Linked DNA regions of Homo sapiens: region 1 is linked to region 2. A link is an interaction called in ENCODE POLR2A ChIA-PET data of the cell type or tissue named here. Cell type or tissue: OCI-LY7. All regions are shown on one strand.

Region 1 (4,000 bases), 170 kb after region 2:
TATATGTATGTACAGTACACTGCAATTGGAAATACTTTCTCCCTCCTTTGAACCAAAACAGCAATAGTTCTACCTCACATTTATGAGACATCTTTTGCACTGTGCTACTATAAAACCTTCCTCCCATGATACAGTAAACTCCTTGGGGGCAGAATCTGCATATTTTGCACTTAGCGGCCAGTTGGTAATATATAGGAATGGTTCTAAGAAGGCAACAAATGCATATTTTTTAAATTTCTGGGAGTGGGAGTCCTATCTTTGCTGAACAGCGAACAGCAGGCTCTGGAGACTACATATTGAAAACATGACTCACATTATACTCAAGATCTTTTCATCCAGCCTGCTGAAAACAAGATAACTGAAACTGAAATTTTGGGTCATGCAAACTTCATTTTAGAGCAAATATTTCAGGCACCCTAAGTCTGTAATTTATTAAGTAAAACACTTGTCTCACAGATTTGTTTTTTGTGGATACAATAAAATTTCACTTGTGGCAACTTTCACATCAGAATACAGTACCCACATAACACAAAGTGAGTAGATACAACAGAGCATTCTTGAAGCCAAAACAGTCTGTGTTCCCTTAACTGCAATACCTTTGACCAAGCCACATTTGAGCATGTACAATAGAGGAAATTAGCCAAAATCAGATTCCTGGCAACTTTAATGTTTTTTGTTTGTTTGTTTGTTTTTGCATACTTAATCTACGTAATGATTATCCCTTCCTCCTTGGTGTCTCTAGGAAGTCTTAGGTACTGGAATAAGAGGCTATGCACAATCCAAGTCAAAATTTATAAAACACATTAGCACCAAAAAGTGAAAGCAAACAGAACTGAACAGGTTCCCTTTGGAAACGTTTTACTAGTAGTGTTCTTCAGCTCTGGGCACATACATGGTTTCTACTCACACCTCAAGTACCTGGCACTATGACTATTTCATTCACAAAGTTCTGGGCCCTTCTTATTCCTAGTTTCCATGAATGTTCCGTAAAACAACTGTTGGCAACCTGCCCCAAAAATTTACTAGCTTTGGCTACTTTGTCAAAACATTGGCAAAAATAGTACTTTCCTAAAACAAAACAAATACATTTATTGAATATTTATATCTCAAATGTATCAGATGCCTTCAGATATAAGCAAAGCAGTCTATTAACACTTGAGCTGACTTTTTCTGAAACAGTTACAAAATATTATTCTTTCCTGCTGAAATATTTCTGCATTAGTTTTAATCACCTTCAGGGTCAAAAGCATCTGTTCTCACATAGCACATGGGACACGTCACAGTCCTAATGATTTCACAAAAGGATTACTGGTTTGAAAGTCTGTTTACCCCTGTACCTCTTTGAAGAAGGGATTATGCCCTTCATCTTCCACTCTGTGGTAGCAGAAATGATTGAGAATAAAGTAGTTATGAGTATGAGTCATGAAGTCAGACTTGCTGGATTCGAAATTGGGCTCTAACTGGACAAGTATCAATTAATCTCCCTATGGCACAGTCTCCTCACCTGTAAAACTAAAATAATTCTGCTTCCCTTATAGGGTCCCCTAGAGAGCTTCTAACTGTATGTGATACATACTAAGAGTTTAATCAATGTTAGCCATTGTTAGGATGCCTAGTATAGTTTCTGAATACTTAATATTTGATGAATAAATACATAAACATCACAGTACAATTTTTATTTTACATCTACAACTTTAAATATTCAAGACACTCTAGTTATATTTTGCTAAACGTCTTCTCATAGAGAAGGCAGAAAATATAAGTAACTTACAGGAAATGGAATAATTAAAACTATTTGACATAGAGAAGGTATAAAGAAAAATGTAATAAATTATATGATGCAAAATGACCACATGAATATTCTAGGTAACACTAAATTAAAATATTCAATTTATACTTCAGAAAAGTAAAACAACTTTCTTTCTCTAAGTAACTTTGCTATCTTTAAAAATCAGCTTTAATCTGTATCACTGTTCAAACATGGGTCATAATTATTAGTGGATCATAATTAACATATCATAACTAACTTTCTATTATGAATTGGAATTAAAAAACCTTACAAAGTACCAAAGTGTTTAATACATGGTAATAGCATTGTTCCATGAAGGATTTTTTTCTTTCATGAAGCCTTTGCTTTAGAAACATACAGATAGGGAGAGGTAGAAATGAGATATAGCTAGAGACAGACATACAGATGTGTGTGCACATGCTCATCTGGGGGTGTGTACCAGCTCATGATGTAAAAAGTATTTCTTATAGGTATTGCAGTCAGAGAACTTTGGAAGTAAATTCTGCAGTCTATACTGACAATTTTAGACACAGAACTGTATACAGAATTGAAACAACCTAGTAATTTCAAATTGATAACAATTATATTTTTCTCTCAGCATTTCTGGCCTTTAAACTTCCTTCACTTTATTTGAGCAAATATGCAATTAACCCAAGGCCAAATGGTCATCATTTCAATAAATGACCATGAAAGGAAAACGCCTTGTATATATTTTTAAAATTGCTTTAATTGAGCAATGGTGAAAAATATATAAATAACAGAATTTAAAGCTAGTGCTTCCTTGTATTTTTTTAATAAAAATCATACTGTAAATATAACATCACTCAGAATTTCGGGAGACTAGTTAAATAATACAACAATGGACTTTCACATTAAAAGTGCAAGTTTCGGCCGGATGTGGTGGCTCACGCCTATAATCCCAGCACTTTAGGAGGCCGAGGCAGGCAGATCATTTGAGGTCAGGAGTTCAAGACCAGCCTGGCCAACATGAGGAAACCCTGTCTCTATTAAAAATACAAAAAAAAATTAGCCATGCATGGTGACACATGGCTGTAATCCCAGCTACTCGGGAGGCTGAGGTGGAAGGATCACTTGAACTCGGGAGGCAGAGGTTGCAGTGAGCCAAGATCATGCCACTGCACTCCAGCCTGGGCGACAGAGCAAGACTTTCATTTAAAAACAAACAAACAAGAAAAAAAAAAAAGTGCAGGTTTCTACTGAAATATACTCACTAGAGGTAAAAGTCCTCATTGAGGATAGAGACCTCTATCTGTGTAAAATGAGTCAATCATTCCCTGTTAGAGAATGGTGAAACAAGCTTATAAAACTTACCAAAAGTGAGTTTTCTTTAGTAAAAACAGAGAAGCCTGAATTTTCTATAATGAGTCTGGCAACTAATTTTTAAGAACTTTGCACATTGGTCAGGGATGAAAGGAAAAGATAGGCTGGGAGTGATGGCTCACGCCTGTAATCCCAGCACTTTGGGAAGCTGAGGTGGGTGACTGCCTGAGCTCAGGAATTCTAGACTAGCCTGGGCAACATGGTGAAACCCCATCTCTACTAAAATACAAAAAATTGGCCAGGCATGGCAGTGCATGCCTGTAGTCCCAGCTACTCGGGAGGCTGAGGTGGGAGAATCGCTTGAACCTAGGAGGCAGAGGTTGCAGTGAGCAGAGATGGCACCACTGAATTCTGGGCCTGGGTGACAGAGCAAGACTCTGTCTTAAAAAAAAAAAAAAAAAAAGAAAGAAAGAACAAGACAGACCAGTATGTCATCATGTTTGCTTCTTCTGATTCTCTTGCATGAGTTTTGTGAAAGGAGAAAAGAAAGGTCTTCTTTTACATACAAGTCTCTACTTCAGGTGGATTTAGAAGTGAGAGGAGAGTTGCATATGTTTGACAGCTGCTAAATTAGCCTTCTCTATAGGCAGAGCACAAACAAAGCCATCATCTCCCCAAGTCTCTTTAGATGAGCCCTCTGACCTATCAATCCACGTTTTGTGGCTGAGTGCCTGAAAAAGGTGCCAATTAACAACAGATAGTCTTATATGTGCAAGGGGAACTAAAGGGAACCTGCTATCTACAGGGCTACCCTCAAGCAATCTAATAACTTTGAGACACTGCTATCCTGGGAGATATTAATATTATTATAATCTGTAAATCTATGAATTCAAGCTAGTGATCCTGAAATGAAAGACTGTTTATTTTATG
Region 2 (4,000 bases):
AAAGATTAAAATGCAATTTTAAATATCTACCAGGTAAATTCTAAGTTCCCTTTTATAAATTCTTTCCCCACAATAGGAAAGACACAACATATGAGAAAAAAAAAAGACAGGAAGAGTATTTAAAGAAAATTGTAAAAGAATAATGACAAAGGCATAGACTCAAAGAAAAGAGCCACTGGTATTAAGAAAACTACACAGATGAAATGGCTAGGAAATAAAAGGACAAGTCAAGGACATTTGGTGGGGGAAGAAATGTGGAAAATAATGAAAAAGAATCAAAGGGGAAAATAAGAAAGGAAATGGAAAAAATTGGGGAAAATATGAAAACTTGAAAGTTCCATGGACATAAAAACATGTTCTTTTCATTGCATAATACCTAAAAAACAGACTGATGAGGAGGACTATAGCTGCCCTTTAAACCTTTCAGAAAAATCATTTAACTTTTCTTGAACATAAGAGAGCTAAGTTCTCAAGGTAACAAACCAGCCTCAAAGTTTAAAAAAGACAAATGCCTCTGAGGAGAGTCAAACATAAACCCTGGCCAGGTGGAGTAGAGTATGGGAGGAAAATAGGATGCCACACAAAGGGATAAAAAGATTTTAGCTTAAAGTTTATGATGAATTGCTAACAGCTCAGTGTGAACTTACCTGAAAGTATAGGAGCCCCTGGGAGCCACAGACATAAAGAGTGTTTGTACAACTTCACAGGCTCTTCTCCACCACCATCACCACGTACTAACTAATGAGAGAGTATAATGCCAAAGGGGCAGGGCGAGAGACCACAGAAAACTTCCCTTGGCCCATGTGCTTGGGAGACTGGAGGGGTAGCCTCCACTGCCGGAGAGGCAAAAAGCCCCATCTAGAGCCTTTCCCGCTATCTCTCTTACCGAATAAATGCCTTAAGAGCATGGGGAAAAGGCAGGGCACAGGTAGGGCCCAACTGCAGCTAGGAGAAGCAGACAGGAAAACAAAACCAAAAACTCGTACCACTGGGAAAGGAGGAAGGAACCATCCTGGGCTCTGACCATTCAAGATCTCTTACGACTGAGGGAAAGGCAGAAAACTTTTTCCCCACAAGATCTACCAAAGGTATAAGGCTATCATACGGATAGCAGGGAGTATGGATATCATATGAAAGAGGGGCAGAATCATTTGGAAAATTCCACTCTTGAGACCCAGGTTCACAGGGCCTGCCTAAGACTAGGAATAAAAAAAGGACAACAGAAAAGGCCCTTTTATCTCAGCCCCAACACCAGGCTAGCTAGCATTAAGTATCAAGTAAAAGTAGTCTACCACTGAAGGAGGGGCAAGGACAGAGAGAAAACCTACTCAAAGTTATGGGCTCCTAGGGAAGACCAAAAGTTGAGGCAGAACATGATCATTGAGAAATATCCGAAAGATTCAACCCCCAACTTAACTACAAGATAGCCCTGGAGGAAATTTGAAGACTGTAGTACAATGAAGGTAACCACAGCAAAACAAACAAACCCATTTCAACTTCTGCCTACACTGACTTAACGTACCCCACCACAACAATAGAGAGGCATGCCCATTACTCAGGCATAAATACAATTTACCAGCGTCTCTATTGTCCTAAACACAATGCCTGGTTTCAATCAACCAAAAATTATAAGACTATAAAAAAAAAAAACCCACTGTTAAGAAGCAAAGGAGATGTGATCCAATTGTTGAAACCGTCAGACAAAGAATTTAAAATAAATTACTGTATTAAAAGTTCTAGTGGAAAATGTGGACAACATGCATGGACAAATGGGAAATTTTAGCAGAGTGATGAAAACTAATAGAAAGACCCAAATAGAAATGCAACAGTGAAAAATCATAAGTGATGAAGAATTTCTTTGACAGGTTCCTCAGTAGATTCAACATTGCCAAGCCCATGGAGGAAAAACAATTAATGAACTTAAAGATGAGTAAATACAAGTCACCCTATCTGAAATATTAAAGGAAAAAATAATTAAAAATACAGAGCAGAACATCTAAGAGCTATGAAACAATATCAAGAGGTCTAACACATGTGTAATTGGAATCCCAGTGTACACAAGAAAGAATAGGGAATGAGAAATATTTGAAGAAATAATGGCCAACATTTTCCAAAAATAATAAAAAAAATCAGACTACAGATTCAAGAAACTCAGAGAACACTACGAATCACCATCCTACCACCACTTAAAAACCCTTCACTTGGACACATCATATTCAAACCACTGAAAAACAAAGATAAAGTGAAAATCTTGAAGGCAGTCAGAAAAAAACACGTATTACATGAGGAAGAATGAAGATAATAATTACAGCATATTTCCTTTCTGAAACTATGCAAACCTCATAGGATGAGTTGGAAAGTATTCTCAGCTCTTGTATTTTATGGAAAAGTTGGTAGAAGAATAATATTACTTCTTTAAATACTTGACAGTGACACTGTCTGGAATGGGAGAATTCTTTGTTGAAAAAGTTTTACTATGAACTTAATTTTAAAAATAGATATAGGACTATTCATGTTGTTTTTCTTGAGAAAATTCTTAAGCCTTCAGAATTTGTATCTGTACACAATGGACTCTGAGGACGGGGGAAAGGGTGAGAAGTGGGTGAGGGATAAGAGACTACAAATTGGGTTCAGCCTGCACTACTCAGGTGATGGGTACACCAAAATCTCACAAATTGCTAAATACTGCCTATTCCCCAAAAACCTATGGAAATTAAAAAAAAAAAAAATTTAAAGAAGATTAATTAAAAAAGAAATTTGTAAAGAAATTTGTTCATTTCATCCAATTTGTCAAATGTATTGCCATAAAATTTCTTATAAAATTTATTTATTATCCTTTTACTGACTTCATGGTCTGCAGTTCTCTCTTTCATTTCTATATTGTTGGTTTGCCATCTTTTCTCTTTTTCTTTGGTCAGTCTGGTTAAAGACATCAATTTTATTAACCTCCTCAAAAACCAAAGTTTTAGATTAGTTGAACCAGGTTGTATTCAAAGGGAGGGTTAGAAATAGCTTACTCTGATGAGGGAACAATGAAGCTGAAACTTGAGAGAGGCAATGAGTGCAAGTGTCCTAAAATGAATAAGAAATTGGGGAGTTCTAGGAACAATTATTTAAAAAAAGAAAGAAAGCAACAACAACAACAATGTGGGTGGAGTGTGGAAACAAGAGAGGAGACTGTTGCAATACGAGGCCTGGTAGGAAAACAGAGGCTATACGACACTGTTATATATGGTAAGGATTATACGGTAAGGATTTACATAGGAATTTATACTGAAAGCAAATGGAAGACACTAATGGATATTACATAGCAGAGTAACATGATAAGTTCATTTTGAAAAGCTCAGTCTGGCAGTAGGATGGGAAATGAACTGAAGTTGAGGAGTAGAAATGGAGAAGAATAATTAGATGCTTGTTACAGCAATTTAGGTGGGAGTAGGAATTTAGACTGGAAGGTGGCAAAGAAATTGAAAGATTCAAATGCTGATAAGTAATGATTGATTTATGATTGACTTATTGATTTATTTTTTATTTGTGGTAATAAATAGGACATTTATTTAGCACTTATTACATACCAGGAATTATTCTAAGCATTTTATGTGAGTTAATACAAGACCATGCAACTAGTACTAGAAAGAGCAGGGATGAAAGCCAGGCATAGCCTATGCTCTAAGTTCTTGCTCTTACTGCCTCTCAGATGTTAGGATTAAAGAAAGGAGAAAATATAAGGATGAATCTCTGGTTTCTGTGTTAAGTGACTGGGTACTAATTACTGAAATAAGAAACATGAGAGAAAAACCATGTTTTGGAAAGAAATAATAAACTCAGCTTTAGATAAAACCAAGAGAGACATTTTATCACAATCTTAATAAATCCAAATCTGCAAGGACAAATGAGGAACTCCTCTTTATGGTGTCATGGTAAAGAGTTCATTCATATACCCTGGAAATTATTAAAGGACATTTAGTTAAATATAAACATAAACACTGTCATGTCCCAC

What was found. Peaks named below come from ENCODE experiments on the same cell type or tissue, not always from the same donor. Only the 100,000 strongest peaks of a DNase experiment are listed, where the experiment ranks them.
Region 1: POLR2A ChIA-PET joins it to region 2 with 5 read pairs; 2 of 35 experiments call an interaction of 5 or more read pairs at or near these places.

Annotation. Positions count from the first base shown.
Region 1 is chr2:199,335,404-199,339,403 of GRCh38, forward strand. The region is part of intron 7 of SATB2 (SATB homeobox 2); the gene reads right to left. Among named protein-coding and RNA genes, the nearest start is that of SATB2, 120 kb to the right of the region's middle. In OCI-LY7, no CTCF peak of the experiment used is centred here; no DNase peak of the experiment used is centred here; H3K4me3 peaks cover 417 bases; H3K27ac peaks cover 865 bases.
Region 2 is chr2:199,168,922-199,172,921 of GRCh38, forward strand. No RefSeq gene overlaps it. Among named protein-coding and RNA genes, the nearest start is that of SATB2, 290 kb to the right of the region's middle. In OCI-LY7, no CTCF peak of the experiment used is centred here; no DNase peak of the experiment used is centred here.